2 separate regions of the Homo sapiens genome follow, and region 1 is linked to region 2. Evidence: chromatin loops called from intact Hi-C (ENCODE). Cell type or tissue: GM12878. All regions are shown on one strand. Region 1 overlaps GRAMD1B (GRAM domain containing 1B). Region 2 overlaps GRAMD1B (GRAM domain containing 1B).

Region 1 (8,000 bases), 76 kb after region 2:
CTACTGAGGCAGAGCCACATGCGGAAGGTCAGAGGGTAGCTAGGGGCAGACCATGTCCAAAACTTGGTGGCTTGCGGTGGTGGAAAGAACATAGGACTTTGTTGTATATGTGATTATTTAGTCTCTTTCCATGGTAAACCTGGGATTGTGGGCAAATGAAATTACTCTAATTTGCATAATTAAGGCAAATTAGATGCATGCCCATGTTTTAAAGGTCCCCAGCCCCATTTGTAGCCACCTGTTGGTAGTTTCTTCATTCATGGCCTTCCTTTTTGGGCAGTTATGGTTGCCTATAAAGAGGACAACTTGCCTTAGGATATTCCCCAGTAGGTGAGACTCTGAGTTCTGCCTGTGAGCAGTTCCACCCATCATCCTTCTCAATTTTTCGCTTTCATTTCCCTATGCTTCTCTGCAGCCCCTGGGCTCCATATATGTATGCTCCTACTACACTGACTTCCATAGAATCATGACTACAGATTATTTAATTTATCCTCGTTTTCCCCAATCCCATTTTTTTCCTCCCCAGGAATCAACTCCATTTCCTTGCCCAGTCCTTTCCACATAGGAGGCTTAATGTCCTGATCACACATGGGGCCCTGTGCGTTCTCCTCTGGAGAAGAACACTTTTAGAGTCAGCCATCCTGTGTAGATTCTTGCTTGTGGTCATTCAACACTCTGATGCTGAAAATCTAGAAAAAGGAGGGATTTTTCTTCCCTTAGTATATCCCAGAATATCACCAAATTTACCTACACACAGTTGTCTTCTCTTTCTTTCTTTTTTTTTTTTTTTTTTTGATTTTTTTAATTTTTTGAGATGGAATCTCACTCTGTCACCCAGGCTGGAGTGTAGTGGCAGAATCTCGGCTCACTGCAGCCTCCAATGCTCCTGCCTCAGCCTCCCCAGTAGCTGGGATTACAGGGGTGCATCACCACGCCCAGCTAATTTTTGTATTTTTAGTAGAGACGGGGTTTCACCATGCTGGCCAGGCTGTTCTCGAACTCCTGACCTCTCAAAATGCTGGGATTACAGGTGTGAGCCACTGCGCTCAGCCTGTCTTCTCTTTCAAAGGCAGCAATTTTCAAAACCAAAAAGATTACAGTAAATGTAATCGGGTTGAGTTAAAACCCAAAGATCAAAGGAAAGGTAACATGGGAGAATTTGACCATTCTAAATTTGTCTATTTCTCTAGTCCCTGATGAATGACATCTCGTTATACTGAATAAAGTTGCAGGTGTGCTCATTATCTCTTTGACTCAATTTTCTCTTCCGTGAAATTGGAATAATAAGATTAAAGGAGATATGACCCACTGTGCCCTTCATAAAGTACCTACAGCAAGGCCTGGCAATACCTTCTCAATGAGTGTTAGCTCTTTTTATGTGGGAAATTATTAAACAAGAGGAAGGATATCTTGGATTAAAGAAAATTTTAATATCTAGAAAATATAGATCACTAGTCTATGTTTTCTAAAGTTATTTAGATACTAAATTACTAGAGAATTAGGTTAAAATAGTATAGACCAATGATTCCTAAACATTGCCGCATATTTCAATCACTTGGAGATCCTTCAAAAGCTCTGATACCTGGCTCCCACCCCCAGACATTCTTGTTTAGTTGGTTATGTAAAAACTCTCAGATGATTCTGAAGTGCAGCAAAGTTTAGGGAGCACTAGTATAGATCATTTGGTGAATTTGTAGTTGAAGCTGGCTGAAAATGTAGATTTGGTTGTAGTGAACACTTAGAAAAGAAAAAGATAATACCCAGGAGCCAGTTATTCTATTTGGATAAGATTAAAAGAAAATTGGAAAAGAGAATTGGTGTGCATGGTGAAATGGGGTTTACCCCTAGTAAGCTCTGTTCCCAGTGAGCTAAGGGCTAAGTGTGTTTATTCTGCTGGGCTGCATTTTGTCCCAGGGAAGGCTTTCATATGTATCCATGTGTACATGATAAAATTTTACTTAAAGGGTGGCTACCTGATTGAATGGCAATGTTGGTTGCTAAAGGGTGAATGTTGTGTTGGAGCCATCTGAATCCTCAGCTTCCTCACCCTTCAATCTCCTGGCCATTTCTTGCTTTAAGTTTTAATTACGTAGACATCACTCACCTCATGAGAGAGATGCAGGATTAATGAGAGGTCTTGGGTTACAGCTGGGTCAGAGGCAATCAGTATATCCATTTGGACACCCCTGAACCAGCCTCCGTGGATTAGAGTCTGAGTTGGGGAACTCGGAGAGGACAGAGTGGACATCTGTGGAACATCAGTTCTCTTGCATTAATGGCTCATAATGCACAGACTATATCCTAAGCATTAATTCAGGAAAGAGTTATTTAATAGGGTCTCTAGAGTCCCTGATGGCCAGTGTATACCAACTCGTTTATAATTCAAGGACTGAGTTAGAAGATCTTTAATGACCCCTCCCATTAAAAAAACTTTGGTCAGATGTTGACCTCTTTGGCTAACAATCTAGCTTTCTTCCTCTTCCAAACTTCCTGACAGACTGTCTATATACCCTCTGTTTCCTTGACCCTCTTTCACTCTCAGGGCAGCCAGTTGTTTGGGGCAGCACTGCAGAATCTTGGAGACAAATCCTGGTTTCTCTGTTTACTCTGTATGTGATCTGGGAAAATTCTTCAGTCACTGAGATGCCTCAGTTTCCTCTTCCATAAAGTAGGGTCAGTGGATAAAAGGAAGGAATACATATTAAATGTATAAAATCCCTGCCTGGCTCATAGTATACTTTGAATGCTTTTAACCATTTTATTGGAGGAATAACTTGAGGAAGGGATGATGTCCTACTCATCTGAGTTTCTTTTTGCTCATCCATATAGTAGTGTATCAGTGAGGGTCCCATAAGACAGAAACCACACCAATAATTTGAACAGGGAAAATTTAATATTAAGAATCATTGGCTGGGTGCAGTGGCTCATGCATATAATTCCAGCACTTTGGGCCGCCAAGGTGGGAGGATCGCTTGAGCCCAGGAGTTTCAGAGCAGCCTGGGCAACATAGGGAGACCCCATCTTTACAAAAAAAAAAAAAAAAAAAAGAAAGAAAGAAACAAAATGCCGGACATGGTGGTGTGTGCCTGTAGCCCCAGCTATTCCGGAGGCTGAGGTGGGAGGATTGCTTGAGCCCAGAAGGTTGAGGTTGCAGTGAGCCGAGATTGTGCCACTGCACTCCAGCCAGGGCAACAGAGGGAGACCCTGTCTCAAGAAGGAAAGATAAAAGAATCATTAACAAGTAAAAACATGGAAAGGTCTCTGAAGAATGGAGGTATAACAGATGCCTCTTGTTATAACAGATGTAGGGAGCAGCTCCTAGGATTGAGCCACTCACTCACTGAAGGACAAACTTCTAAGAAGGCTCCCTGCACTTCCTCCAAACCCAAGGCTAAAATTCAGAACTTATTGGAGAGGGTGTGGCCATTGCCCAGTGTATGGCACAGAGGCTCTAGAGGTTCTGGGGACTGGGGCACATAAGCTGGAAACTGCCCATTAGGGTATCAGTGAAACTCATTGGGAGGCTGGTGACTTCTGCAGAAAAGCACCAGAACAAAAAAGGGCAGCCCCTTCTAGTGTCTCTCTAGCGCCCTCTACTGACAAGATATAACATTGTGCCAGCCGGCAAAGAAGAAACGTTGACAGGGCACAGCTCCAGCATCACAAGGCAGGGAAAAGAAGGGTGGATTTGCAGCTGAGGGGCAATACATGGATACGTAGCCTGAGTAGGAACAACGGAACTTACCTTGAAGGGTTGTTTTGAGGGTTAAATGCAATATTATACAAGCACCTTTTGCCTTGTAGATGTTTATTTATGGAAGTAGCATGGTATGGTGAAAAGATGGATTTTATTTTATTATAATTTTTTGAGACAGAGTCTCACTCTGTCACCGAGGCTGGGGTGCAATGGTGCGATCTTGGCTCACTGCAACCTCTGCCTCCTGGGTTCAAGCAACTCTCCTGCCTCAGCCTCCCAAGTAGCTGGGATTACAGATGCCTGCCACCACACCTGGCTAATTTTTTGTATCTTCAGTAGAGATGGGGTTTCACCATGTTGGCCAGGCTGGTCTGAACTCCTGATCTCAGGTGATGCACCTGCCTCAGCCTTCCAAAGTGCTGGGATTACAGATGTGAGCCACTGTGCCCAGTGGAAAAGATGGATTTTTAGAAATAACTGTAGGATCATGGGTACTTAAAGTACAGGCTCCTGATACTCAGTTTTCTCATCAGTTTGATAAAATACTTTTTTTTTTAAAACGGAGTTTTGCTCTTCTTACTCAGCTGGAGCACAATGGCACGATCTCGGCTCACCACAATCTCCATCTCCTGGGTTCCAGTGACTTTCCTGCCTCAGCCCCCTGAGTAGCTGGGATTATAGGCGCCCACCACCACGCCTGGCTAATTTTTGTATTTTTAGTAGAGACAGGGTTTCACCATGTTGCCGAGCCTGGTCTTGAACTCCTGACCTCAGGTGATCCACCTGCCTCGGCCTCCCAAAGTGCTGGGATTACAGGCATGAGCCACTGCGCCTGGCCTTAAATAAATTTTATAAAAGGATAAAAGGCATAAAAGCACCCCTGTGCCTGCAATGGTGAATTCTCAGTAACTTGTCGATCCCTGTTTCTCTTCTTCTTTGTATCCCACACACTCAGAAATCTCCTAAATGACTATGCTTCAGAAAAGCACTCGTGATTTGGATGATAGTTTTAAAACAATGAGATTCGCTTTTGCCTATCATTCTCCATGATTCAACAAATTCAGATTTATGTAAACTGTTTGGAGTGCTACTCTGTAAAAGTTTTTAAATTTTATTTTATTAGTATGCAGGTGGGATTCAGAGACGTAAGATCTTAGCCTTTATTTTCAACATCTCCCATGCATGTCAACAAAGATTATCAAACACAGGAAGTGAATAAAATACTATGTAGACACTGACCCTCTTTATATAAAATGTGATTGATCAGGTCTGGGTTGAATGGATTGGTTCAGTTGGATTTGCAGGTGTATCTTAACTTCTCTTTCTTAGCCCTGATTCATCTAGGGTGGTCTCTGGAAAGTGCTTTTGACACTGCACAGGACTCTCAGAAACCTCTTTTCCTTTAAAAAGTAGAAGATAGTGTCAGTTTTCTGTATCTCTGAAGGAAAGGTTTAATTCAGAGAAAGGTACCCACTTTTACCTCAATTTCCTAAATTCATTTACAGAAAAGCAGCTTGGGAATTTAGGCACCAAATAGCTGTGAAAGTGTGGAGATTGAGTCCGGAGGCGTAAGTTCCGTTTGTGGAAGTCCTGTTGGCTTTGTTAGGATTGCAGCATGTACCTGCTCTTGGATCAGCTGGTCACCCCAGAGTTTGTGCTGTCCTTTCAAGAAGGACAAGGGCAGAAAGTATGAGTGCCTCTATGGGAAATTATAAACACCGTTAGGACAAAAAGGCCCATGCCTTCCTAATGGCATGTCAGTAGCCCCTTCTTTTCACACGCAATGTAATCGTTCAGAGTAGGACTCGGGTAAGGCAGATGGGGTTTCAGATACAGGCTCTACTACTTAATAACCATGTACTATAGGCAAGTTATTAAACTTTCTACCTCTTCGTTTTGTCATCTGAGAAATGGGAATAGTAAGTAGTATCCATTTCATATACTGTTGATATAATTCAGTGAAATAATTCTTGTCAGGGGTTTAGCAAATTGCACTGCACATAAATAGTACTCTTTTGCTATCATCAGGATAGTTTTGGTTTTATTGTAGCTCAAGTGAAGCGCTTCTCATCATGAAAGCCTTGTATTCTGTAACAGTAGACACAGTCCAGATTCCCTGATTCGCTTGTTTTGTTACTTTTCTATTATTTAATGTGTCCATTTTGAGGGTAGCAGGCAAATAACATTTTGGTGACTGAAGAAATACCACGCACATACTTCGTGCATCTTAAGGAACTGAGATCTTTCTTGTATCCAAACTCAAGGCTTCTGAATATCTGTCTCACCACTAGAAAATATTTTTCACTGTGTTTTTCAACAGTAGCTATTGCTTTTGACCAATATTGATTATAGTAGCTGTAGTTTACTGGACAGATACATACTATGTGTCAGATGCAGTGAGAAGCAGGTTGCATGTATTTACATCATTTAATCCTCACATGTTCCATTAAGATTGAAAGATCGGAAACTTAGTGAAGCTAACTTTTCAAAGAGCACAGAAGAAGTAATTGATAGGACTAACATTTGAAGTTGTATTTGTCTGGTCCCTGACATACGGTTTTAACCCATTGTATTTAATACAAACCATGAAAATACTAACAATGTAAGCCCATATACAGCTGTACATTTTGTAGTGGAAGAAGTAAAGTCCCCTCAAAATTAGCACAACTTGTTCAAAGTTACATAGTAAGTGAGTGGGGAAGTTAGGACTAGGACTCTGGCCACTTGATTCCACCAACCCCTGTGTCTATGCCTTAATGGAGGAAAGGACATTCAGTGCAACTTTTTTTTTTTTTTTTTTTTTTTTAATGCAGAGTCTTGCTCTGTCGCCCAGGCTGGAGTGCAGTGGTGCGATCATGGCTCACAGCAACCTCTGCCTCCTAGGTTCAAGAGATTCTCCTGCCTCAGCCTCCCGAGTAGCTGGGATTACAATTGTGTGCCACTATGCCTGGCTAATTTTTGTATTTTTAGTAGAGATGGGGTTTCACCACGTTGGCCAGGCTGGTCTAAAACTCCTGAGCTCAAGTGATTCACCCGCCTCTCCCTCCCAAACTGCTGAGATTACAGGCATGAGCCACCATGCCCAGCCCAAAGATATTTACTGAATATGTGTGTACCCAGTACTCCTACATGCTGGAGGGACATGAAAGAAAAAATAGCCTACGATCTTCTCAGGGATGTAAAACCAACAGAGGACAACAGAACCTGCAATTAAGTTCTAAATGTATACTGTAAGGGCAGGGGCAGGAGAGGTACCCAACCGTTCTCGGGTGCTTTCACATGCTTTTTTGACTTCATCATCTTTTCAACAGTACAAAGGAGGAAATATGTAGTATTAGCATTTTCAGATGAAGAAACTGAGTTTGAGATAAGAGTACGTGGGTGACCAACAAGCAATGCAACTCAGTTTTGGTTTCAGATCTGACTCTAGTCCAAGATCTTTCCGTGGATTAACAGAGAAGAGCCAGAAAGGCATTTCAGAAGAAGTCGGACTTGAGCCAGACAAGGAGGGAGGCTGAAATTGGGGCATTGCCAATATACCTTTCTTTGGAGCTGGGATTCCTCTAGGTAACGGAGGCAGGGCCAGACAGCCCAGAACTATCTGCTTCCCGGATACTGTGCGGCTGCTGTTCTATCAACGGGCTGCAGACAGAAGCAATCTTGGAAAGACTTTTCATGATGAGCCTGCAGGGGCTGGCCCTCCCAGAATGAGACATTTTGCCAACAGATGCCCAAGAAATATTAGCTCTCAGCATGAGTTCGAGCAGGATGCAGGTGACATCAATGGATTGTAATTATTATTCACCTTCAGCATGTTTTCCTATGCAGCTGCAGTGGACAGACAAAACTGTCTTTTTGGAAGATTCAAAGCATGAGAATGCATAAGCCAAACATTTGCTGTTCAGGGTGGTCCCGGAATAGCAACGTGGGCATCGCCTGGGGTTTGTTAGAAAGGCTGACTTTTGGGTGGTCCCCTAGACCTGCTCTATCAGAATCTGTGGGTGAAGAAGATTCTTAGGGGATTAAAGTTTCCCAGGCATTGAGCTAACCATCATCATTGTTAGTGTTGTCGGTTTTGTGCTACATCCCTCAAGAGATGACAATGGTTCTCAAATAGTTGGGGTGTGAGGCAATTAGTTAATCGCCATGGGTCTAGAGGCAGGTGATCTGGATTCCCAGCTCTGCCTCTTTCTTGCATGGGACCTTCACTTTTCCAGGACTCAGTTTCCAGATCCACTAAACAGGTCAGTATTTAGGTGATTGTGGTGGGAATGAAATGATTGAATGTAGGCAAAATGCTTTG
Region 2 (8,000 bases):
AATATCCCAGAATTTTACCAAGAGCTTCCCATCTTATTTAGGAACATGGTCTAGTGTTCCAAAATTTAATTTATACAGTGAATTTTATCTGAAGCTTGAATGTACAGCAGGAGGGATTAAAGTCATCCTAGTTCCATATCTAGCTGTCTTGAGCGAATGGCAAGCAGTTGCTTATACAAATTCCCTTCCTTGCAGTGTTAAGCCATCTTTCAGTCATCCGGTGCCCAGGCAAGGACATTCCAAATCCTAGTTTAGAGTTTCTTTTTCAGGGTTTCCAACAGACAGTTTCATCTGTTAGTGCCCTCTGCTGGACTTTCTCCAAGTTCTTTTCAACCTCCTGAATCCCAGAGTGGACGCAGACTGGATGTCTTCTCCCACTAAGGCCTTGACTAATCTGGAGTGGAGGGAGGTGTGCTTTTTGACCTTGTAGCATGCTGCACTCCTTTATAAACACCTTGGCCTGGAGGTTGCTCTTTTCATGGTCTCCGAAGACTGGTAGGTTTATTTAGGGAGCAGCGTGAGTTGCCTGGGGTCCAGGTGGCCTATATCATTGAAAAAGGCTCATATAAGAGAAGAATTGAAAGGGTGTGTGTGAGAGGGTGAGGCAGTGTCTGAATCTCTGGAAATTCTGCTCAACAATATTATTTCATGGGATTGAGTGGAGGAGTGGTTGGCAGCAATTCATCCATTTAACTTCTTTTTTTTTTTTTTGAGACGGAGTCTCTGTTATCTAGGCTGGAGGGCAGTGGCACGATCTTGGCTCACTGCAACCTCCACCTCCCAGGTTCAAGTGATTCTCCTGCCTCAACTTCCCGAGTAGCTGGGATTATAGGCGTGCACCATCACACCTGGCTAATTTTTGTATTTTTAGTAGAGACAGGGTTTCACCATGTTGGCCAGGCTGGTCTCGAACTCCTTACTTCAGGTGATCTACCCGCCTCGGCTTCCTAAAGTGCTGGGATTACAGGCGTGAGCCACCGCACCCGGCCCATTTAACTTCTTTAAGACTGTTGAAAAACAAGCTCAAATAATGGGAGGAAATAGGGCCAGGCCTCTGCCGAGGGTACTGGAGGAGGAAAGATCCTGTATATACCCTATGCCTGTTGCCACCATGGATTTATCTAGAGTCCCTCCAGCTCGATGTTCACCTCTCTGATGTGTTCCCTGGAGCTTTCCAACAGAGGTGTCCACCAGCTACACCTTGTTCATTTTTCTGCTGTTGTTGCATCACAGTCCACGGTGAATATTTGTATGTCTTAGACTGGGAGCTCTTTGCTGGAGAGACCTTGTCCTGATCATCTTTACAGTACTGTCTCCTAGCACAGTGCTGGGTACATGAGAGTGGTAAACGGAATTGAACTAGAATGCCTTTTCTTCTCATTTCTGCATGTCTTGAGTCTATCCAGTTTTAAGTGGCAGCACAAAAATCTTGTTGTTAAGACAGAATTGTCTTACTGGTCCCAGAAGGACATGACATTTCTGCATTCTGTGTTCCCATAGCACTTAATACATAGTATTGAGAGTTATCATTTTTCTGCTTTTAAATATAGTTATTTATATTGAATCTTACTTTCCTGATTCTAAGCACTTTGAGAGCAGGATCCTTGTTTGATTCACGTCTTTCTTTTCCTATAACCCATAAAATGATGCCTTGCATATAGGATAATGGCACCTGGCATTTACATAGCAGTTAAAATGTGGCAGATGCTCTTTTTCATACTTCACATTTCTTTCTCTTTCTTTCTTTCCTCCTTCTTTCTTTCTTTTTCTCTTTCTTTCCCTCTCCCTTGCCTCCCCTCCCCCCTCCCCCTCCTCTCCCCCTCCCATCCTCTCCCCTTCTCCCCCTTCCTTCCCTTCCCCCTCCCCTCTCCCTCCCCTCCCTTTCATTCTCCCTTCCCTCCCCTCTCCTCCCCTCCCCTCCCCTAGCACAGTGCTGGGTACTTGAGAGTGGTAAATGGAAAATGGAAATGAAAATGGAAACGGTAAGTGGTAAATGGAATTGTCACTGGACTAGCTGTCTTGAGCGAATGGCAAACAGTTGCTTATACAATTCCCTTCTTTGCAGTGTTAAGGCATCTTTCAGTCATCGGTGCCAAGGCAAAGTCATTCCAAATCCTAGTTTAGAGTTTCTTTTTCAGGGTTTCCAAAAGACAGTTTTATCTGTTAGTGGCCTCCCTTTCCCCTCCCTCCCGTCTCCCTTCCTTTCCCTCTCTCTCCCCTCCCCTCCCTTCCCTCCCTTCCCCTTTCCCTTCTCTCTCCCTTCCTTCTCCTTCTCCCTTCCTTTCCCTTCCTTCTCCCTTCCTTTCCTTTCCCTTTCTCTTCCCTTCCCTTTCCTTTTCCCTTTCCCTTTTCCTTCCCTTTTCTTCTCTTTTTTTGTTTTTCAGATGGAGTCTCACTCTGTCGCCCAGGCTGGAGTGTAGTGGCGCGATCTCGCTCACTGCAACCTCCGCCTCCCTGGTTCAAGTGATTCTCCTGACCTCAGTCTCCCAAGTAGCTGGGATTACAGGCGCTTGCCACCAAGACTGGCTAATTTTTTTTATTTGTTATTTTTTATTTTTTTTAGTAGAGATGAGGTTTCACCATGTTGGCCAGTCTCATCTCAAACTCCTGATCTCAGGTGATCCACCCGCCTCGCCTCCCAAAGTTCTGGGATTACAGGCGTGAACCACCACACCCAGCCTCTTCTCTTTTTCTTTCTTTGTCCTTCCTTCCTCCCACCACAGTCTTCCGAGTAGCTGGGACTCCAGGTGTACACCATCATGCCTGGCTAATTTTTTTTTTATAGAGATGGGGTCTCACCAGGTTGCCCAGGCTGATCAGGAACTCCTGGGTTTGAGCGATCCTCCGGTCTCAGCCTCCCAAAGTGCTGGGATTACAGGCATGAGCCAACCCGCCTGGTTCCATACTGTAGACTCTTAACCATTGTCTTGATGATGCTTCGTGTACACATAGCGTGATGTGAATACTTGTTGGATGCATGTAGTTTGATATTTATTTGAAACCAATACACAGTTTGAACATGACCCATTGCTGCCTTCTCTGCCATCTGAACTGTTTTCTAAGCCATGGGAAGGCAGGCCAGAGAGGGGCGCCAGAAAGGAGGCAGTTCCTGGTTCCGGTTCCTGAGGCTCCTTATTGGTTTTCCTTGTAGTTCTGGTTTGGAAGTCTACAGTGCCATCTAGTGGGTAAACTTGCAAATATCAGCTTAGAATTATTTTTCTGAAATCCTGGTAGATGGCCTTGAGTTCTGGGAGCCCCCTTTATTAGTTTAAAATTTTGATTGCCGGGGGAGGATAGGGGGACTAGGAAGAACCAGCCCATCCTGGCTCAGCGGGGTCAAGTTTGACCCCTGCTTTGAAGAGGCTGCAATGCTGATTGTGGTTGGCTTGGTTGAGCCCTGTTGACTGTTGTAAATGGTGTGTTCTCCCACAGTGTAGACCCTGCTTCTGGAGCTGTGTGGGCTTTGGAATTTGAGTTACAGTCATCTGTGTGCTGCCTACTGTGGAGTAACACTTGTCCCAGGTTGTATATAAGGGGATGCTTGATTCATATAACAGGCCAGTTCCAAGTAAGACATCTCATGAGTTAACGACATTATAGTGAAATTTGGTTATGTGGAGTTGGTAATAGGCAAATCCATCCGAGCTGGCAAAGTGAAAATGATGAGCAGCCACTGCATAGTGAACGAGCTGTAAAAACGTGCTGCATGGAAGGGAAGGAGAAAGGGATTCCGTACACAGTGAGTTCTGCCGAGCAGCCGGAGGCTTTGTGTATGGCGCTGTTCCGGTTTCTGGTGTGTGTGGTAACGTGTATGGTTTCTTGTGTCTGTGTTTGAAAATTGGATGTTAATTGCCTTTCAGGTCATTTACTTCTTGCTGGAAGAACGGAACATAAGAGCATGTGGTAACTGTGACCACAGAACTCATGTGCTTTGGCTGAGAGTGTACAGACACTGGAGCAAGCACTTGCTCGGCAAGATTGTCCAGTGTGCATTCTACTGGGCATCTAGGCTAAGGAATATACTCTATAGAGACCAATGCATCTTAGTGCAGCAGGCGATCCACCAGAACAAGGAGAAAATGTTGGTTATGTGGTAGCCTTGGTTATAGTGACATTTATGGTAATAGGGATTTATTATTAATAGAACCTATGTGAAGCAGGGGTTGGCCAACTTCCTGGTAATAAGGATTTATTATTAATAGAACCTATGTAAAACAGGGGTTGGCCAACTTTCTCTGTAAAGGGCCAGATGGTGAGCATTGTGGGCTTTGTGGGCCTATGGTGCCCACAACTCTGTCTTAGTTACTCAACTCTGCCTTAACCACTCAGCTCTGACATGGTAGCAGGAAAATAGCCAAAGATAATATGTAAATGTAGGCTTAGCTGTGTTCCAGTAAAACTTCATTTGTGGACACTAAATTTAAATTTCACATCATTTTCACCTGTCATGAAATATTCTTTTTTGGATTTTTTTTCTTCCAACCACTAAAAAGTACAAAAACCACCCTTAGCTCACGGGGCTGAGCAAAAACACGTGGCTCTAGATTGAGCCTAGAGTTTCTAGTTTGTGGACTCCTGATCAGATGGCTGGAGTATTTAATAATAATTAATAAAAATGATTTGTTCATCAGCTATGCCAGCAGTTAGTGTCATGAAGTGTCTGATAAGCTTTTCTTTCTCTGGAGTAAGAGGAAAGGCCATTCTTTCCCGTATTATTATAAGATATGACCTCCCAAAAGAACTCTGCCTGAACTAAAGCTGTGTAATTATCTCACTTACAGTGCCTTAAGGTGTGGAGAGTCCACCCTTTATTCCTTCTTCTATTTCTCATCCGCCTCAGCCTCCCCTGGAGGCAGAGTAGCAGACTAAGTGACCCCAGACCCCATCCAGCCTTTTGCCTTACTGGAGAAGCAGACTAGGTGACCCCTGGCCCCATCTAGTCTTCTGTCTTACCGGAATCTCCCTCCTCCCACACATCTCACACCCTCCCCACAACACCCCACCCAGTCCATGTCAGTGGCTTGAGAGTCTCCGGTGGGCTGAGGAGAATGGGATTATAATCCCATCAGAGAGAGGAAGAGGAGTGGGTAGAGAGAATGCTGGAGGCATTTGCTCTTTGAGGTTTATATAGCCAGGGAAGAGTGTGGTAGCAGGGCGAGATGGGCCTCTTCTGTTTTGGCTGGCAACAGACAGTCTGCAGGTGTGATGGCTGGGGATTTTATCAGCCTTGTGTCATTTCTCATATGGTCTAACTGTGCATTCTCTATGCTAGACTTACTTGGGGGAACTTGTATCTTTAAAATTTTGTAACCCCATGTCTTTGTCTAGTTGAAGTCTAAGTGACCTCCCCCAGGGTTGAGAAAGAAGCTGAAGTTAACGGTTGATATCCTATGTCTTTCCTCAGCAGCCAACAGAGCAGTCAGCAGAGCAGCCACGATGATGATTCTAGCAGGTTCCTGAGTCCTCGAGCGCGGGAAGAAAGGTAAGGTCCAACTCCGAGGGCGAGATGGGGGCAAAGAATAGAGGGGGTGGGGTGGAATGTTTGAGGAAGATTGTGCCTCTGCTCTGTGCAAAAAAATGTGGAAAACTGAAGAGGAATGGGAGCGCCTGAGACCTCTGTGCTTGACTGATTAGAAAGACAAAACTTTCACCCCATAAAGGAGAAGGAGCAACACAAAGGGGCTGGTTCCAGAGGCTTTTTGTGTTCAGCAAAAGAAGTCAACGTGTGGCAAACCAAATAGGTTGAAAAGACTTCATACTGAGCAGGGCTTGGTGGCTCACACCGGCAATCTCATTACTTTGGGAGGTCGAGGCGGGCGGATCACTTGAGATCTGGAGTTCGAGACTAGCCTGGTCAACACGGTAAAGCCTCATCTCTACTGAAACTACAAAAATTAGCCAGACATGGTGGCATGTGCCTCTAATTCCAGCTACTCCGAGGCTGAGGCAGGAGAATCGCTTGAACCTGGGAGGCAGAGGTTGCAGTGAGCCAAGATCGCGCTACTGCACTCCAGCCTGGGCAACAGAGGGAGACTTCGTCTAAAAACAACAACAACAACAACAACAAACTTTACAGTGGAGTTAGGACTTGAGTCATGCCCTATAGGTTGGGTACAATGTGGGTCAGGAGGTGAAGGGCATTTTGTGCCTGAGGAAGCTGCATAGCCCAGGATGTCAGGTGTTGGATGGTGTCAGGTGGCAGCAGCGTTAATGAAAAATGAGGTGGGATGTCTAGGATGCAATGAAAATATGGAGGCTCTTCAATGGTTGGTTGAGGATTGGAGATACAGCTAACTAAGCACTCAGTGTGAGGACCAGCCAGCACCTGCTTCATGCAGTGCCTGTGAATTGTAGACAGAGGTAAATTTGCTGTAGCAAGTTAAACTTCTTTGCCTACAGAAAGTTGATGGTATTGACGTTAACCAAAAGGAAGTCTCAGCTGGCCTACCGCAGGGGCTCTGCTTTTGGTCTAGCTCTGTTTATCGTTTTTATCAACAAGCTGGGTGAAAAAGCAGAAGGTACTTTTACCACATTTATCAACTTATGGTGGACCCTCTGCTGAGAGGGGGTAGAGAACACCAAGGATGATAGAATCAAGACTTAATATTATTTTGAGTAGAACAATGGGTGGAAATCAAGGAGATATTTTCTTTTTAATGGAAATGTGATTTTTTAATTTTTTAATTTTTAATTTTTTTTTTTTCTGAGACAGAATCTCGCTCTGTCACATAGGCTGGAGTGCAGTGGTGCAATCTCAGCTCACTGCAACCTCCACCTCCTGGGTTCAAGAGATTCTCCCACCTCAGCCTCCGGAGTAATTGGGATTACAGGCAAGTGCTACCATGCCCCGCTAATTTTTATATTTTTAGTAGAGACGGGGCTTCCCCATGTTGGTCAGGCTGGTCTTGAACTCCTGGCCTCAAGTGATTCACCTGCTTCAGCCCTCAAAGTGCTGGGATTACAAGCGTGAGCCACCATGCCTGGCTCACTGTGAAGTCTTGAAATGTCTATGAAATGTGATCTTGTATATTTATGTTAGAAAAGATTTATTTCGCAAGTGTAGAATTGCCGCAGGGAGCCTAATTTGATAGCATTTCATGTGAAAAAGAAAGAATATTTTTATTTGCCAGCCAAATATGAAACAATAATATGACACAACTACCAAATGATCTTTGAAAGTTTTTAATTCATTCATGGGAGCATGGTGCATGGATTAAACAAAAGAAGAAGATGTCACTGTAATCTGTACTAGTATGACCATATTTCGTGTATTATTCCAGTTCTTTGAAAGTGGATGTGGATGCATTAGAGTCCATAAAAGAATGATTATATCATAACTATATCATTATAATAAGAGTTGGTTGCGGCCCTCTGAGGTGGCTCACATCTGTAATCCCAGCACTTTGGGAAGCCAAGGTAGGCAGATCACTTGAGGCCAGGAGTTCGAGACCAGCCTGGCCAACATGGGGAAGCCCCGTCTCTACTAAAAATGCAAAAATTAGTCGAGTGTGATGGTGCACGCCTGTAGTCCTAGCTACTCCGGAGGCTGAGGCAGAATCACTTGAACCCAGGAGGTGGAGGTTGCAGTGAGTCAAGATTGTGCCACTGCACTCCAGATTGGGTGGAAAAAAAAAAAAAGAGTTGGTTGAAGGAAAGGGATTTAGCCTGGAAAAGAGATTTTTAGATATCTGAAAGCTGAAGAAATAGAACTGGAGGGTTAGAAGTCAGTGAGAAGGATTGCAGCTCAGGATAAGAAAGCACTCTTCCATGATAGAGCTGTACTAGCTTGGATTTTCTATCTGAGAACTGAGAACGAAGTGACTAACGGGTGGGGCATGTATACAGCGTGGATATGCTGAACAAAGGGATGATTCACGTTCCAGGTGGGACAGCAAGCGATTTCATCGTGCTTCTCAGGATGACACGTAATTTGAAACTGATGAACTGTTTATTTCCATTTAATATTTTCTTTTCTTTTTCTTTTTTTTTTTTTTTTTGAG

The links. Peaks named below come from ENCODE experiments on the same cell type or tissue, not always from the same donor. Only the 100,000 strongest peaks of a DNase experiment are listed, where the experiment ranks them.
Region 1: it touches region 2 in a loop (4-fold over the local background); 1 of 110 quality-filtered maps calls a loop at or near these places.

The regions. Positions count from the first base shown.
Region 1 is chr11:123,551,499-123,559,498 of GRCh38, forward strand. All of the region lies in intron 2 of GRAMD1B (GRAM domain containing 1B), which reads left to right. Among named protein-coding and RNA genes, the nearest start is that of SCN3B, 99 kb to the right of the region's middle. RefSeq lists an enhancer at 7,986-8,000. In GM12878, a CTCF peak has its summit at 3,592 (motif pointing left); no DNase peak of the experiment used is centred here.
Region 2 is chr11:123,475,412-123,483,411 of GRCh38, forward strand. It overlaps GRAMD1B (GRAM domain containing 1B), which reads left to right. Exons shown (of 20, transcript NM_001387025.1): 2 at 5,405-5,482. Among named protein-coding and RNA genes, the nearest start is that of GRAMD1B, 49 kb to the left of the region's middle. RefSeq lists enhancers at 3,010-3,304, 4,960-5,009, 5,050-5,169, 7,729-7,778 and a silencer at 6,407-6,496. In GM12878, CTCF peaks have their summits at 316 (motif pointing left) and 3,169 (motif pointing left); DNase peaks (open chromatin) are centred at 3,140, 3,840, 4,250 and 5,236; H3K4me3 peaks cover 818 bases; H3K27ac peaks cover 2,077 bases.